2 separate regions of the Homo sapiens genome follow, and region 1 is linked to region 2. A link is an interaction called in ENCODE POLR2A ChIA-PET data of the cell type or tissue named here. Cell type or tissue: OCI-LY7. All regions are shown on one strand. Links, peaks and the distances in the headings refer to the core of each region. The heading gives the core; the rest is flanking DNA. Region 1 overlaps ZNF827 (zinc finger protein 827). Region 2 overlaps LOC105377468 (a long non-coding RNA gene).

Region 1 (8,000 bases), core at 1-8,000, 170 kb before region 2:
AGAATTTTAAAATATATAAAGTTTTCCTGCAAAAACTAAACTACTAAAACCAACCCACAAAGGGCAAAAGTTGCCATCTGCAGTAACCCACTTAACAGACAGGATATCTCCCTCGTCAAAAGCAGGAAGGACAGGTCCTGGAAAACCAATCAAGCCCTAAGTAAATGTGAAAGAAGGCTGTATTTTAAATTCCCACTATTAACACGGCCAAAGAATGAAATGTATGAGCAGCAATGGAGTGGTTTGCCTGGAGACTAGAAGAAAGAAAACCTGAAGACTGGATAATATATTTCCAACCTTTTTCAGGAAAGTCAGGATCCACTTGCCCCAAATGACATCTCCTCTTGACTGCTATACTTGTCATTTTAAATTAATATGCTGACATTCTTATTTACAGATCAGTTTGTAAATGATTTTTGTCATTGTGGATCACCCAGAGAGTCTGAAGAACTCTGGACTGTGGCAGACCATGAAATGGCTACGATTCCCCCCTCCAAAGGCCCACCTCTTTACAGTGTGACTTTGTAGCTCCTCCCAAGAGGAGGAAAATATACATGCAATTCCATGGTTCCAATTATCAGACCCCAGGAACAACATGAGTAAAGGTAGAAAAATGGAAATGAGAGGGGTATGTTCATGAGCTGGTGAAGACTGTTAACAGTTTTCTTAAGAGAAGTGGAGAGATAGTTACTGAGCAGAAAGGAGCTAGGGCTGAGCATGGTGGCCTGTGCCTGTAAACCCAGCTAATTGGGAGGCTGAGGTGGGAGGATCACCTGAGGTCAGGAGTTCGAGACCAGCCTGGGTGACAGAGTAAGACCTCATCTCGAAAGAAAAAAAAGACAAGACAGGACAGGACAGGACAGGACAGGACAGGACAGGACAGGACAGGAAAGGAAAGGAAAGGAAAGGAAAGGAAAGGAAAGGAAAGGAAAGGAAAGGAAAGGGAGAGAGAGAAAGGAAGGAAGGGAGAGAGAGGAAGGGAGGAAGGGAGAGAGAGGAAGGGAGGAAGGGAGAGAGAGGAAGGGAGGAAGGGCGGAAGGAAGGAAGGAAGGAAAGAAGGAAAGGAGGAAGGAAGGAAAAGAGCTAGCCAGACAGGAGCATGATCTGATGCAAGAGGTACTGGAAGAAAAGTCCATCAGAAATGCTGGGTGGATGGGTGGGGGCAGTGCTGGGGAGGAAAAGGCATCAGGGAGGGAGCTGGAGGGGCAACTTCTAGGCATGAGGAGCAGGCTGCACATGAAGGGATGGAGTGTAGATGAAAATTTCAGTACAATTTTGAAGACACAAAAAATTTAACTAGATTAGTGACTGAAAGTGCATGCATTCAAAATGATGCCATGGTTTGAAGCCAAGGAAAATAAACAGTGAAGCAGACGGAGGTCAAAAGACAGTTTGCTCAACTGAGAAAAAAAAAATAGGTAATAGCTAATTAAGTAGTCAAGAGCCAACCTTCTGTGGTTACCCAGAGCTGAATCCTTGCTCTGTCCTTTGCAGCCGAAACCTTTAAGTCTCGGCCTCCTTATCTATAACATAGGTTTACTATTACAGACCCTATAGGGCTGTGGTGAAGGTTAAATGAGAAATTACATGATGTGGCTGGCACAGTGCCCAGCTCACTGTAAGCACATTTGATTAATTATAGCTCTTAAAATAATAATAGTAGAAGCAACAACAATAATAACAACAGTAGTAAAAAGAACGGACTTCAAGGAGAATGACACTTCCCTTTGTTTTTACAGATACAATAGGCTTTGGTAAAATTTCCCAGGGGTCTATCAAGATAAAAAATCACTCTGATGGCAATTCTGGAACTAGGTACACTCTATCTAGCAGGGTCAGGAAAGAAAGGTCTGGATTCCAGTCATGACTCTTTTATAGTTATTTACCCCAAGTCTTGGTTTTCTCATCTACATGCTTGTTATGAAATGATGTATTTAGAAATACACAGTACGCTGTGAAGCTCTACAGAAATATCAGTTGGCCCTACTCTTACTGCTCTATTTGTACTAAATAATTCCTGAGATGCCTAAAACTATTAACACAAATTCTAAAGCTGTCTGACATAACAACATCCAGAACATGCTGAAATCCTGGCTAATTCCACAACGCACAAGAAGGGCAGAGAACAGAGCCGAGTTCCTGTTTTGCTGCTTCTTTCTGTAATTTGTGGGTAGAGACAGCCTGGGGAAGAGAATCCTGGAACCACACTGCCTGGATTAGAATCCCAGTCTCTCATGCCTGTGATCCCAGTTTCTCACATCTGTAATCCCAGCACTTTGGGAGGCCGAGGCAGCCAGATCACGAGGTCAGGAGTTCAAGACCAGCCTGGCCAATACGGTGAAACCCCATCTCTACCAAAAATATAAAAATTAGCTGGTCATGGTGGCAGGTACCTTTAGTCCCAGCTACTTGGGAGGCTGAGGCAGGAGAATAGCTTGAACCCGGGAGGCGGATGTTTCAGTGAGCCGAGATCGCATCACTGACTTCAGCCTGGGCGACAGAGCCAGACTCCGTCTAAAAAAAAGAATCTCAGTTCTACCACCTATTCATTGTGCTAACCTGGGCAAGACTCCTAACCTCTCCATTTCTCAGTTTCCTCATCTGTAAAATGGGAATACTTATACCACCTACTATGGCGTTGCCACAAGGCTCAAAGGAGTTAGTAAGTATTAAACAAAGTAAAAATAATAAGCAATGAGTAACTAGCGTAAGAACTCTGTCCATGCAAGTTTCAGCAACTGTGTGTGTAAGCAATCCAGGCCCCACTTACGTATAATCCTCCAGGTCCCACTTACTTATAGTCCTACCTGCTCCTTTCTTAACTCAGGTCAGTGCTTGTCTCATGAGTGGCAAGTCACTGAAAAATAAGAAAGAGTCACACTCTTCCTCTCTTATGAATCACCAAGTTCAATAAAGTCGAGAATTTCAAAAGGGCATTCAAGCCGCTTACACATATAAGGCCCCTAAATGCAGCTGCTCACATGAGGAATTTTAGTCACGTGATTAGTGAGTGCCCATCACCAGAAAAGCAAGGCAGGGTTAAAAGGAAGGGCTAAACTAAAAATGCAAAGGGAGGCTGTCGAAAATCACCTGACTGGAGAGGGCATGCCCAGGCGTGGGGAGTGGGAGAGCCCCCTGGCTGTTGGCACTGCCGTCGTAGGGTGTGAATAACACAAGGATGGCATTTACTTGGAAGAAGGCTCATTTGTTGAGATGACTGCCTTTACAGAAAGGCAATCAGAGCCACTGGGCAATGAGGATGACTTAGTTCAATGGGCATCTCCCATCCCTCCTTCTCCAGCAGCACAAACAAAGGTAAAGCAAGATGGGGAGCTGCCATTTATACAAAAACTGTATTGTAAATGCAGAGGCTTAAAAGCAGGTGAAATAGATGGAAGTTGTAGAACAAAGGCCAATGGAAAACTACAGTATATGACACAAACACATTAACCTACACCCTACGTTTATATGTGAACACCTTTGCTGTTTAATGGATGAGCTACTAATAAGTCAGAAACAGTTTAGCTTATATCCATTTGTTCATAAACTGTCTCTGTGAGGCTAAAAGTAAGTTAGTGCTTTAAAGAAGTCCATCTCTCCTAGTTAAAATTATTTTGGTCTCAATTTTACGAAATTAATATGATGTGGGAGACAGCACAACAATTTTTGCTGGCTTCCAAATTAAAAATAGTTGAAATGACATATCTTTTATTTTGGAAAACCAGGGACAAAAAGATATTCCCAGCCAACAAGTGAAGTGCCAAGTTTCTGTCAACTGCTTGGTTATAATTTGGAGAGTTAGAATTAAATTTTATATCTTGAAAAGGGTAGTTTTCGGAAAAAGAAATGATGTAAGGCCGTTGCTGCAGGCAACTTTTAATCAGGCTTCTAATAATGACGACCCTCCCAGTTCCTTTATGCTCTGCACTGAATCTTGAGACTTTTTAACTGGAGAAACTCCCCTGTCAGGAGGCCCCACAAGGAAACACCTGGGGCTCCATGAACACAACTCACCCAGGCCTCTCCTTCATGTCAACCTTGACCTATGGTGAAAGCCACAGGCCTATCTCATACCACCATGCCCCGTTTCATGGTCTCGGCTGGAGACCACAGGAACAAAACTGCACTGATGAAAACCGTAGCTGTACCAAAAAATACTGTACCATGTAACAAGTTTATATTCCACATCAGTGGTCCTCAGCCCTGGCTGCACACTAAAATCATTCTGCACATTAAAATCATTTGAGGATATTAAAGAAAATACCAATGTCCAGGGCCTATCCCAGTGAATCATAATTTCTGGGCCCTGGCATTTTGTGAAAAACTCCCCAGGCAAGGCTAATGTGCAGCCGAGGTTAAGAACTGCTGCTGGCTATGGGTGACAAGGCACAGAATCAGCAGGAACTTAGCTCTCCGCAGTCGGGTGAACACCTTTTCCCTGAACACCCTAGCCACGTGACCACTGGCTCACCTGCCCTGACATGCAATGATTTGCATATGCTTTCTGGCTTCCAGGAAAGAGCTGCTGGAACATACAGGCCTGGAGTCCTCTCAGGTCTGCCTCAGTCTAAACCGTGGGTGAAATCTACAAAATTCATTTTTCTGTCAGCCCTGAAAGCTGCCCATACTATTCCCTGAATCAACTGCGATGCCGGGCCTGGAAGCCTCCGTTTTGCAAGCAGCATTATTTTTGAAGGACCAAGCAGTGTTAAGTGTGGGCTCAGTCAGAAGAATAGCTGATAGTTTGGAGAAGGGATTTTATTTCACAATCATGCACGTTAAGAAACCTCTAACAGGAATGGGGGTGGGGGGTATTGAGAGTCCATTTAAAACAGTATTCTATCCACTGACTTTTAATCCCACTCGGTTCCATTCAATCATCTTTATGCTTAGTTTTAGTTGAAGGAGCAAGAAAGACTCCCCTTAATAACCAGGCAAGAAAGCATCAAGTGTTTTCTCTCTTTTGGAAACAAGTAGGTGTCTGCACGCTTGAATTTGTCACTGTGCTCCAGTTTTGCAGACAGTGATCTGGCTGGCACAAAGATTCACAGACTCAGTGCCCACAAACAGCTGCACCCTACAGTACCAGCAGGTGCACGGACAGAGCCCAGGGAAAAAATTCAGTGCAAGAACAATGGCGCCGTTATAACGCCAAGGGACAAGGCCCGAGACTAGCCACTACTTCACTACATTTGATGATGGGAAGAGCTAGAAACTCAGCCGCAGCTCCCTGGGATTTGGCCTTTTTGTCCCTAAATCATATCCACAGACACAGCCAGGTAGGGCATCACAGTGAGAGCAGCTATCAAACGTATGGCCAGACCAACCAGAGGGTAAGTAAAATTAAAAAAAAAAAAAAAATCGCTCTAGAAAATGTATTCCTTTCCTTTTAACTTATCTTCTCCTCTCCTGAGCTGCATTGCCACAGTCACCAAGTTTACATTTACATCCAAATATGCACACACAAAAAAATTAAGGATGCATCTCACTCCCCAGTGACTTTATAACAGGTTGCTAGGTAACAGTGCATACAAGTCAGGTTTCAGGACCTCCAGTAAGCCACCATAAAATAGCCACATGGGCCTTTTGCATAAATAGTGTGTGCATTTGTTATCTGTTTTCTTATGCCAATTATCAGTCAGTAAATATTCTGACTACCAAACCATAAACAACTCCCCATCAATAGCTAACTGAAAACACAGATCACAATATAAGGCTTTGATGCGCAATTCTTCCCCCCAACCTATCAACTGGCTTCTCCCCTCGTGTCTGCTGCTTGCAGTGCTGGCTCTAAGCAGCCTTATCTTATGCTCCCTGAGATTGGGTCTAGAGCTAATTACAGCGTAATGTGAGCACTCAGAGCTGAGCCCAGCAGAAGCCATGCATCATACACAAGTGTTTTATCCAAAGACCAAACCTTCCCTGTTCTCGCTCAACTTCCTCTAGATTTTAAAACATCCCTGGAGTCATGGAGTAAAGGGAGTAACACCTTATTCAGAGTCATTCACCCCCACTCGGATTGCCCCTGTCTGTTAGGTAAGGAAATGTCCCCCTTTCTAAGCTATGTGATGTGAATATGTCATTTGCATTCCTTCCCTGGGGATTGCACTATAAGGGCCCATAAAAGGAGCCCCCTTTGCTATCACGGTGGCAGGGAAGACAATCAAGGAAAAACTAGAGTTCCCCTGGAGGTGAAATCCTAAAGGATCAGAACAGCAAACATGGAATACATGAAAACATGTATTTTCCCCACATGTTCAAAAATTTTTAAATATAAAACTCAAAGTCTCTAAAAATCACATTTTCCCCTAGATTGGAATAGAGGAGGGAGAAGTCGGGGGAGAGAGGTGATGAGGAGCAGAGAAGCCAGTGTTCTTTAGAGCCAGAGTCAGAAACTTGGCCAATTCCAGCATAGGGCCCCCTCACTCTCATTGCCAGTTGGTGTGCTTCACTGTTACATTCCCCGCTCTTTGCCTACTTGGTTCATTTCTGGGACATCTCATTTTCCATCCCCTACCTTTCCTCATTTCTTCCAACTAGTGTCTCCCACTCCTGAGGAGCAAAGATCTGTGGTAAGGGGGACATTCCAAAAGACCCGACTGAAGTGTCCCTGAGCAAAGGGACTTCAGAGTGGAGCTGAACCTCTAATTCACCTGGCAATGACATTTAGTGAAATGCGACTCACATTCCATTTAAAGGAAGGTGGTGACCAATTATTCTCCATTTAAAAGGGTATTGTCAATCTCCAAAGAGCTGACATGGCATTTGGAAATCATCGTGGGGACTTCCATCTTCACTGAAATACAGAACCAATTCTCCACCGACCTTTCCCCACCCCCTACATCTCCTTTAAAATTTAAAATCATACTCTTAAAAGCGTAATGAGTAGCTGCACAATCCTGCAACACACCTTATCATTCCAAAAGAGAATGACAGGAAAAACAAAGTGCCCTAAGACCTTGATGCCCCTTTTCAACACCACGACTTAAATCAAATATGTTGGGAAAAAATGATAAAAAAAGAAACATCATGTACAATTTGATGGTGATAGAAAGAATGTCAACTAATAAGAATACATCTTTATAATTTATACTCCATCTTTTTTTCCCAAATGGATCAGGGCAGTTTTTTTAAAAAAAGAATTTTTTTTAAAAATGTGTTTTTAAATTCCACTTTATATGAGGTCCCTATAGTCAGATTCAAAGACATAAAGTAGTGGCCTCCAGGGCCTGTGGGGGAAGAGGTGAACCGAGAGTTGTTTAATGAGTTTCAGTTTGAGAGAATGAAAAAGTTCTGGAGATGGATGGGGGTCAATGGTTTGCACAACAATGTGAACATACTTAATGTCATTGAACTGTGCACCTAAAATGGTTAAAATGGTAAATTTTATGTTAAATACAGTTTGCCATAATAAAAAAATTTCCCATTAAAAAAACCTGAAAAACTTCTTAAAGATAGTTATCATTTGCTCAAATTTTAGAAGTCTATAATTCCTAATAGTAGTCTTTGTATATATGTCCTTTAAAAATCTTATAAATTAAGACAGTAAAGAACTTGAATAATGCCAAAATGAGGTATTTCATACAAGTCCAGTGCAGAAGAGACATGTTAAACAGGGCCCAATGTCACACAAGCAACTGACACAAGCCTGGCTTACCATGTGACCATTCCCCCCTACAGTAAGAACTCACCAAAGGGAAAAAAGCAGAAGGAAATCAACAATCCCTACTGTTTTGAGACCCAAGCCAAAGCAATACTACTTCCAAAGGATTACACACACACAAAGTCAAGGAGAAAATGTATGGAAGTGCAGACTATCCAAATTTAAAGGGACCTTGAAATCATCTAGTTCTACCAGCTTATTTTACAAATAAGAATACTGGTAGACAGAGACAGAGAGAGAGAGAGAGAGAGAGAGAGAGAGAGAGAGAGAGAGAGAGAATACAACCCTATTCAAGTACCTGACAGCTTCATGAGAAAATCAGACGCCATCTTAACAG
Region 2 (9,879 bases), core at 1,162-9,161:
TACAGTTGTGCAGTTTTGAGTGAGTTTCTTAATCCTGAGTTCTAATTTGATTGCACTGTGGTCTGAGAGACAGTTTGTTGTGATTTCTATTCTTTTATATTTGCTGAGGAGTGCTTTACCTCCAACTATGTGGTCAATTTTGGAATAAGTGTGGTGTGGTGCTGAGAAGAATGTATATTCTGTTGATTTGGGGTGGAGAGTTCTGTAGATGTCTATTAGGTCTGATTAGTGCAGAGCTGAGTTAAAGTCCTGGATATCCTTGCTAACCTTCTGTCTCATTGATCTGTCTAATATTGACAGTGGTGTGTTAAAGTCTCCCATTATTATTGTGTGGGAGTCTAAGTCTTTTTGTAGGTCTCTAAGGACTTGCTTTATGAATCTGGATGCTCTTGTATTGGGTGCATATGTATTTAGGATAGTTAGCTCTTCTTGTTGTATTGATCCCTTCACCATTGTTTTATGGCCTTCTTTGTCTCTTTTGATCTTTGTTGGTTTAAAGTCTGTTTTATCAGAGACTAGGATTGCAACCCCTGCCTTTTTTTTTTTTTTTGCTTTCCAGAGATATTCCTCCATCCCTTTATTTTGAGCCTAAGTGTGTCTCTGCATGTGAGATGGGTCTCTGAATACAGCACACTGATGGGTCTTGACTCTTGATCCAGTTTGCCAGTCTGTGTCTTTTAATTGGGGCATTTAGCCCATTTACATTTAAGGTTAATATCATTATGTGTGAATTTGATCCTGTCATTATGATGTTTGCTGGTTATTTTGCCCGTTAGTTGATGCAGTTTCTTCCTAGCATCGATGGTCTTTACAATTTGGCATGTTTTTGCAGTGGCTGGTAGCAGTTTTTCCTTTCCATGTTTAGTGCTTCCTTCAGGAGCTCTTGCAGGGCAGGCCTGGTGGTGACAAAATCTCTTAGCATTTGCTTGTCAGTAAAAGATTTTATTTCTCCTTCACTTATGAAGCTTAGTTTGGCTGGATATTAAATTCTGGATTGAAAATTGTTTTCTTTATGAATGTTGAATATTGGCCTCCACTCTCCTGTGGCTTGTAGAGTTTCTGCCGAGAGATTTGCTGTTAGTCTGATGGGCTTCCCTTTGTGGGTAACCCGACCTTTCTGACTGCCCTTAACATTTTTTCCTTCATTTCAACCTTGGTGAATCTGACAATTACATGTCTTGGAATTGCTCTTCTCGAGGAGTATGTTCGTGGTGTTCTCTGTATTTCCTGTGTTTGAATGTTGGCCTGCCTTGGTAGGCTGGGGAAGTTCTCCTGGATAATATCCTGAAGAGTGTTTTCCAGCTTGGTTCCATTCTCCCCATCACTTTCAGGTACACCAATCAAACATAGATTTGGTCTTTGCATATAGTCCCATATTTCTTGGAGGCTTTGTTGATTTCTTTTTACTCTTTTTTTCTCTAAACTTCTCTTCTTACTTCATTTCATTAATTTGATCTTTAATCAGTGATACCCTTTCTTCCACTTGATCGAATCAGCTACTGAAGCTTGTGCATGCATCACGTAGTTCTCGTGCCATGGTTTTCAGCTCCATCAGGTCATTTAAGGTCTTCTCTACACTGATTATTCTAGTTACCCATTCATCTAATCTTTTTTCAAGATTTTTAGCTTCCTTGCGATGTGTTCAAATATCCTCCTTTAGCTTGGAGAAGTTTGTTATTACCGACCTTCTGAAGCCTACTTCTGTCAACTCGCAAAGTCATTCTCCATTCAGGTTTGTTCCGTTGCCGGCGAGGAGCTGCGATCCTTTGGAGGAGAAGAGGTGCTCTGGTTTTTAGAATTTTCAGCTTTTCTGCTCTGGTTTCTCCCCGTCTTTGCAGTTTTATCTACCTTTGGTCTTTGAAGATGTTGACCGACAGATGGGGTTTTGGTGTGGATGTCCTTTTCGTTGATGTTGATGCTATTCCTTTCTCTTTGTTAGCTTTCCTTCTAACAGTCAGGTCCCTCAGCTGCAGGTCCATTGGAGTTTGCTGGAGTTCCACTCCAGACCCTGTTTTCCAGGGTATCACCAGCAGAGGCTGCGGAACAGCAAATATTGCGGAACAGCAAATATTGCAGAACAGCAAATATTGCTGCCTGATCCTTCCTCTGGAAGCTTCATCTCAGAGGGGCATCCGACTGTATGAGACGTCAGTTGGCCCTACTGGGAGGTGTCTCCCAGTTAGGCTACTTGGGGGTCAGGTACACACTTAAGGAGGTAGTCTTTCCGTTCTCAGAGCTCAAATACCACGCTGGGAGAATCACTGCTCTCTTCAGAGCTGTCAGACAGGGACGTTTAAGACTGCAGAACTTTCTGCTGCCTTTTGTTCAGCTATGTCCTGCCCCCAGAGGTGGAGTCTACAGAGGCAGGCAGGCCTGGTTGAGCTGCGGTGGGCTCCACCCAGTTTGAGCTTCCTGGTTGCTTTTTTTATCTACTCAAGCCTCAGCAATGGCAGACGCTCCTCCCCAAGTCAGGCTGTCTCCTTGCAGTTCGATCTTGGACTGCTGCGCTAGCAGTGAGCAAGGCTCTGTGGGTGTGGGGCCTGCTGAGCCAAGTGCGGGATATAATCTCCTGGTGTGCTGTTTGCTAAGACTGTTGGGAAAGCATAGTATTTGGGTGGCAGTGTCCCAATTTTCCTGGTACAGTCTGTCATGGCTTCCCTTGGCTAGGAAAGGGAAATCCCCCAGATCCTTGCGCTTCCCAGGTGAGGCAATGTCCTGCGCTGCTTTGGCTTGCCCTCCGTGGGCTGCACCCACTGTCCAACCAGTCCCAATGAGATGAACCAGCTACCTCAGTTGGAAATGCAGCAATCACCTCTTCTGCGTCAATCACGGTGGGAGCTGCAAACCTGAGCTGTTCCTATTCAGCCATCTTGGAATGGACCTCACAAATAGCACACACTTGCAAAAATTTTCAGCTTGGAAGTATTAATGTCCTTTGGTCTCTCCTTCTACATCCCTCCCCCAAAAAACCCACTACCCAAGATTAACCATGTGCATCCATTTGCCATTGGTGCTATAATAAATTACCACAAACTTGGTGGCTTAAAAAACAACACACACAACAAATTATTTAGTCCTAGAGGTCAGAAATCAGAAATGGGTCTCACTGGGCAAAACTCAAGGTACTGGCAGAAATGAGTTCCCTTCTAGGGGCTCTAAGGCAGAATCTGTTTCCTTGCCTTTTCTAGCCCCTACAGTTGCCTGCATTCCTCTGCTTGTGGCTTCCTTCCATCTTCAAACCTGGTAATGGCAGTCAAATCTTTCTCCTACTATACCACCCTGAAACTGACTCTTCTGCCTCTCTTTTTCACTTACAGGGACGCTTGTCATTACATTGAGCCCAGCTGAATAATCTACGCTGAGCTGCCCATCTCAAGATTCTTAGTTTAACCATATCCACAAAGTTCCTTTTGCCATGTAAGGTAACATATCTAAAGATTCTAGAGATTAAGATGTGGACATATTTGAGGGGGCATTATTCTGCTTATCACACCAGCATTACATGTTTGGTGAGTATCTATGAGGAAGACTTTTTAGTATATATTCAGTTATATTTGCAATTTAACATGTTTTGTCTAGCTACTTGGGAGTCTGAGGCAGGAGGATCTCTTGAGGCCAGGAGTTTGAAGCTGTAGTGTGTTATGGTCATGTCTGTGAATAGCCACTGCACTCCAGCTTGAGCAACATAATGAGTATCTGTCTCCAAAAAAAATTGTCTAAATAATGTTTTAAAATAATCAAAATGAGATTTTATACTATTCTGCTGCTTGTTTGTTTTTACTTAGCAGTATATAATGCATAGCTTTCCACATTGGACAAGATAAATCTAGTAAGGTAATATTTTAAAGAAAGGCTTTCTTCTGAAATTTTGAGAAAAAAATTTTTTTTTTCTGAAAAAAAATAATAAGGGGGGAAAAAAGAAACCAGGAATCCTGCCTTAGGCTAAATGAAGTGAAAAATGAAAGTGTGGGGCCGGGCACGGTGGCTCACATCTGTAAACCCAGTGCCTTGGGAGGCCAAGGCAGGAGAATCACTTGAGGTCAGGAGGTCGAGACCAGCCTTGCCAACATGGTGAAACCTTGTCTCTACTAAAAATACAAAAATTAGCCAGGCATGTTGGTGGGTGCCTGTAATCCCAGCTACTTGGGAGGCTGATGCAGGAGAATCGCTTGAACCTGGGAGGCGGAGGTTGCAGATTGTGCCATTGGACTCCAGCCTGGAGGACAAGAGCAAAACTCCATCTCAAAAAAAAAAAAAAAAGAGAAAAAAAAGAAAAGAAAAGAGAAACGAAAGTGGGAAGTTCAAGAGAAGTAGTCTCAGCTCTTTGCATATTGCAGGTGAATGTCATATTTTAGGAAGCGGTTAATATCCAGTTATGTTCTGCTTAGCTCTAGTGAAAATAATCTCATATGCTCACTGTAGTGGGCATTTGTGGTTATTTTACTGCTTAGTGTCTATTCCCCTTACCAACAGCATCCGATTTCCCTTAGAGCATTACACTCCCCAGTGGATAACCTTTTTGGGTGTGCCCTGCACCTCCTAGTGAAGAGGGGCCACGTGACCCAAGCTAGGCCAATCACATATTGCCTCTTTTAAACCTAAAATTTGGAGAAGATGACAAATAAATAACAGTTGACATTTCTACATCCTCGAAATGGTTCTAAAATGATTTTTAAAAGGGTAAGTAGTTAGCAAAATATAAAATAAAACCCTTAAAACCAACATTGAGCCCTGTCTTCAGAATTGTAACTAAAAATAGTTTTAAGAATTGTTGGTTGGGTGCAGTGCCTCATGCCTGTAATCCCAGTACTTTGGGAGGCCAAGGTGGGCAGATCGCTTGAGCCCAGGAGTTCAAGACCAGCCTCGGCAATGTAGTGAAACCCCATCTTACAGAAAATACGAAAAACAAAAATAAGCTGGGCCTGGCGGTGCGTGCCTGCAGTTCCAGCTACTCGGGAGGCTGAGGTGGGAGAATCACTTGAGCCCAGGAGGCTGAGGTTGCAGTGAGTGGAGATTGCACCACTGCACTACAGCCTGGGCAACAGAGTGAGACTCTGTCTTCAAAAAAACAAACAAACAAAAAAAAGAATTGTCAGTCTGCAGCATAATAGATAAGAGCTATTTTGTTGAGATCTCTCGTTTTTATCATTGGGTAAAAAGGTGAGTGTACCCAGGGAATCACTTAGGCAATCCCAATTCGTCTCGACATTGGTAACCTGACATTACAATTTGGGAAGCTACAGTCGTTATTGCACCTGAGCCATGGTGCGCACCTACCCCTGTACTCTGTAGCCAGACCAGCTGAGTTGAACGGCTTTAGTCAATATCTGAGCTGGGTGAGGCTGGGCAAAAGAGCAATAGGTGAAAACAATCCCAGCAAGATGCCCTCTCTTCCTTAGAAATCAATTACTGAGATATCAAAAAGGAAAAGCAATAGAATGCTTTGCCTAATTAAGCAGTTGAGTTTGTAAGTATTTGATAAAACAGCAAAAGTAAATGCAGCACATATATCAGAGCTCTTGGTTGTAAACAGTGGAAACCCAAGGTGGCTTACTTTGAGCTCCATGGAGGAATACGGGGAGAGATACAATAGGTGCTCCCAGAAAGCTTGTGAAGGGAACAACCAAACCCCAGAAGACAGGGTGCACAGAGTTGGGCAGTGGGATTCTCCAACTCTAGAACTGAGGACCTTACACTTGGTATCACCTGTCCCTACAATTTGGCTTCATTCTTCTATACCAGCTGTCTCCATGGGGTGGAGTTACATGGCTGCTTCCAGACATCATCATTAACAAAGAAAGCTCTTCTTCCTTGTGGAGCTCCACTTCAGAATCCTGGTGAAGGCCTCTGATTGGTTTACCTTTCATAGCCTCTTAGAATAATCACTAAAGACAGTGCATGATGCATGGTAATTAACCACATTCCTGCCCTTTGACTGGAACAGAGAGATCAGGGGTCCATAATTAGAAGTTCACACTAGAACCATGTGATTGAAATGGAGAAAGGTAGACAAAAACAATCCATGTTCAACAAAGCCTGTATATGGAGTCAAATATGCCATATTTGGGTATTTATAAACCTATGGGAAGAAAGAATCTGGGTATCATTTGATTTCACAAACTAACATCCCATCAAAAGTGAAAACAAAACAGGATTTATTCAACAAATATTTATATGGCTTAAAATGAGCAAAGCTTGTTTATTTCTGATTTTTGATCACTCATTGGCTTTTTCAGGATGCCGCTGATATTTTTGTCTCTGTGAATGTGGAGGTCTTTCTAAATTTGTCTTAGTAATAACCCTCCTGGAGGGTTTCCTAATATATGCAGGAGATAAAGAAAGAATTACTATATACTTGCCCCCAGCGTGGATTTCTTCATAAGCTGCATTCCAAAGGGAATACTGCATGCATTACCAAAGTTAAAATGCATGAGTCTGTAGAGCTACACTTTGAAAATATTTAAAATGCTAAAAGATGTGTGCATGTATGTCTGAATATGTCTGAATGCAAATGTGTGTGTATGTGTATTTGTGTATGTGAAAACTCTGTTGTAAAATGAAAAACTGAGGGTTGAGTAACCTGGATAGTTCAACAACTTTTAAAGAAAAAAAGAAATACCTCTTAAATTTGACTCATGACGTTTATTTTGCCTGCATGGTGAAAATGTTGATTTCATTAGTCATAGTAGTTGGCCAATGACAGCTATTTCAATATAATCCTTGGATAGTTGACAGCCTTACCAACCATTTCTACAGTTATGAAAATATTCCTCTTCATAATGTGTTAGGAGGTATTACTGCATTTTTTAAAAGTTCAATTTCTTCATTTTTCTTAAACTAGTGAAAATAACTTTTTAAAATTGGTTTTCACATTTTTGCTGCAGTTATCACTATAAATATGTATTATTTTGGCCTATCAGCAGATATCATATTACTTTTGTCAAGAAAATTACCAGTAATACTTGTAGCAAATAAGACATAAATGTAGATAGGCAAACTTACCATCTTTGTTTGGGTTCCCCAGAATGCAGAGTGAGATAAAGATTTGATTACAGATAGTTTATTTGGTGATCCCAGGAACTTCACGGAATGGAGTGGGGAAAGGGAGAGAAAGAAAGGAGAAAAGTAAAAAGGGGGTGCCTTAATAAGTAGGTTCCATTTTTCCTAAGCAACTGGGGCCTACTTCCTCTGGGGAGCCTCTGAGAAACCAGAAAGAATGTATCTCAGAAGGAATTCACTCTTCTGACTCTTGAACCTCGTTGATTAAAGTTGACCTTGGAGGCATTATGCCCTTAGCACTTGCAGGCTACTCGCACTGTGAGCTGAGAAGGGCCTCAGCAGAGAAGCAGAGAGTTATGGCACTCGTGGTAGGAAGATGGCAGTGTGTATAGACATGTTTGCAAGCTGCCGGGGAGCTAACAGGTGAGCCGGGGAACATGGGCAGTGTATCATTAGTGACTACCATGTTCATTCCTTGCTCTCAGCAGATCCTCTCATGCCCACCCTTAGTTTGCTCTGTTACTGACATTTCAGAGTTGTAGCTGGCTGCAATCTCCAAAAATGACTGAAAATAGAAGAATATGTGGAACAAGTCACAATCTTCACTGCTGCAGCTGGTCCCAAGGCTATAATCTATACTCATCATCTCTCTCCAATTCCACTTCTTCTAGATTTCCCGAATCCTTGGCTAGCACTTCCACTAGTCATCATTGCTTGCTCAGTGTATGACCAGACCTTCATCTCTGAGTGGCTGGGCCTTGATTACCTTGCCCTTGTGAGGACATGGCTACTTCAATTGCTTCTCTGCTATTATCGCCAGACAAAGAAGCACTAAGGGGGGCCTGAGTGATTCCCCCAAGTTCTAGACATCTTCCTCCCTGGGCCCATTATGTAGCAGCAACTCCGACTCTTCAAGATAATCAGTCAGGTGTCCCTGCCAGTATAGTACTCCCATTTTTGCCTGCTGACCTGTCAGTATGGAGATGCCCAAATCCTCAGATGGCACTGCATTGATGCAGTGGAACACTTACTGTCTCCGTCTGTACACACACCTTGAGACCAAGGCTTTTAATCAGGAAGAGCCTAAAGTTGTAAGAATTAAAAACATAATTTCCACTAATGGGTGAAAGGGAGTGTGTTTAAGTCAGTCCTACTTGTATCCTTTAATTATCATTCCTGTGTATTCCAAATGCTGGGAAAACAGCACAGTGATTGCATATAGTGATCACTGGTTCAACAAATATGCTGTATCCTCGAGGACAATGACCTAGCCATGCAAGGTGCAATTCCTAAGCCAATGCCTTTTTAAGTCTTTAAAAGGCTATTCAGATACTCTCTCAGACCCCCGCAAAGTCAATAGTCTTCTGATACAATAGATCAGAGCATTATTCTCATGGGTAGTATTTATTATTGTTATTTTTTTGCCTCAGGAATTCAAAGCAGCTCACCAAGTGCTGTGCCTCTGTCTTAGTGGTAGGAAATGTAAAGTATTCTTTTGAGTAGGGTGTCTCAACATACCCCTGGATCTTTGGGCCCCTAAAATATTCCCTGATGTGGCAGACTTCCAAAACTTTGTAGGGCTTATCTCTCATTCCTTCAGCATGAAGTATTTAAAACCAGTATACTTGCTCCTTCCTAAAAACCAAGTTCAATTATTATTCTGTCATTAATATAATGGGCCAGGATGATGTTCTATAGAATGTGAAGATGATCAAGGTCACTGAAGACTATATTGTAACAGAAATGAGGATCATTGAACAAATTCCTAGGGCCAGGTAGTGAATGATAAAGAGAATGCATTCAACAAAAACAACAATCTTTGGCACTTAACGTGAGACTATTGAAAAAGTGGTTTGCATTCACAAGAGAAAGACAGAAGTGCACATTCACTATCAATATGAAGGATCTTGCTAAAGCAACCAGCTTACTTGCTCTTCATGTGGCTTTGCTTTCTTCCAGCATGGCAGCCTCAAGGTAGGTGGTCTTGTTATTTAGTAGCTCAATCTCACAGAGGCATATGTCCCCAGGAACAAGGCAGAAGCTGCATCACCTTTTATGACTCAGCTGTAAGAATCACACAGTGTCACTTCTGTACATTACAGGTCAAAGCAAGTAAAGTCCAGCTTAGATTCAAGGGCATTGAAATTAGGTTTCATCTCTTGGTAGAGGAGTGACAAGATTGCATTGTAGAAGAGCATTTGGGATGAGAGACATGGTTGCAGCCTTCTTTAGAAAATACAATCTGTCATATCTCTCACAGCAAGAAATGTGCTACCCTGCTCAGGGCATGCTGAGACTTGTTTCCAGTTTTTGGAATAGAGGCAATGAGGGCAGGAAGTAGCAGACCTTGAAGTAATCTTGGAGGTGTCTGCTTCAGAGGAGGACTGTGTAGAGTCTCTAGGCAAAGGGAAGCTGTTCTGTTCAAGTAACAGGGTGCAGGATACTCCTGCTAGCCTGGGTTGTTCAGGGAATCTAGGGGTTCAAGGTTATCTAGCACATCTATCCAGATGCCTGCCTGCATCCCAGTAGTTTTTAAGGACCATTTCCTTCCTCTAGGGCTTTGACTTTTGCATGAGAGGCCTGCCTGGACTGTGTCTTCAGTCTGCTCTGTAGTTCAATTCCTCTTGCAGTGAACCCCTGAATGTCATTTTTTTAGAACAGCCTGCCCTCTGGTTGCAGGAAATGGGGGTCTCTTCAGATTCTCCCAAGGAGACCTTCTGGCTTTCATTGCTATGCTCTGAATGGGTAGTTGGATGTTGTAAACCTATCTTTCTTTTTTCCCAATTCTTCTAGGGGAGTTAACAAGAACAAGACAACTCTTCAATTCCTGTGATTATCACAGCCCTATATCTTTCAGGAGTTAGCACTATTGCATAAGGT

Evidence for each region. Peaks named below come from ENCODE experiments on the same cell type or tissue, not always from the same donor. Only the 100,000 strongest peaks of a DNase experiment are listed, where the experiment ranks them.
Region 1: POLR2A ChIA-PET joins it to region 2 with 11 read pairs; 2 of 35 experiments call an interaction of 5 or more read pairs at or near these places.

Annotation. Positions count from the first base shown.
Region 1 is chr4:145,877,717-145,885,716 of GRCh38, forward strand. ZNF827 (zinc finger protein 827) reads right to left here. Exons shown (of 15, transcript NM_001306215.2): 4 at 7,962-8,000. Among named protein-coding and RNA genes, the nearest start is that of ZNF827, 57 kb to the right of the region's middle. RefSeq lists enhancers at 923-1,515, 4,113-4,192. In OCI-LY7, for the core only: no CTCF peak of the experiment used is centred there; a DNase peak (open chromatin) is centred at 4,455.
Region 2 is chr4:146,045,560-146,055,438 of GRCh38, forward strand. It overlaps LOC105377468 (a long non-coding RNA gene), which reads right to left. Exons shown (of 4, transcript NR_188432.1): 4 at 8,843-9,879. Among named protein-coding and RNA genes, the nearest start is that of LINC01095, 71 kb to the right of the region's middle. RefSeq lists enhancers at 8,662-9,861, 9,199-9,448. In OCI-LY7, for the core only: CTCF peaks have their summits at 4,156, 4,464 and 5,749; DNase peaks (open chromatin) are centred at 4,422 and 5,742; H3K4me3 peaks cover 2,075 bases; H3K27ac peaks cover 3,486 bases.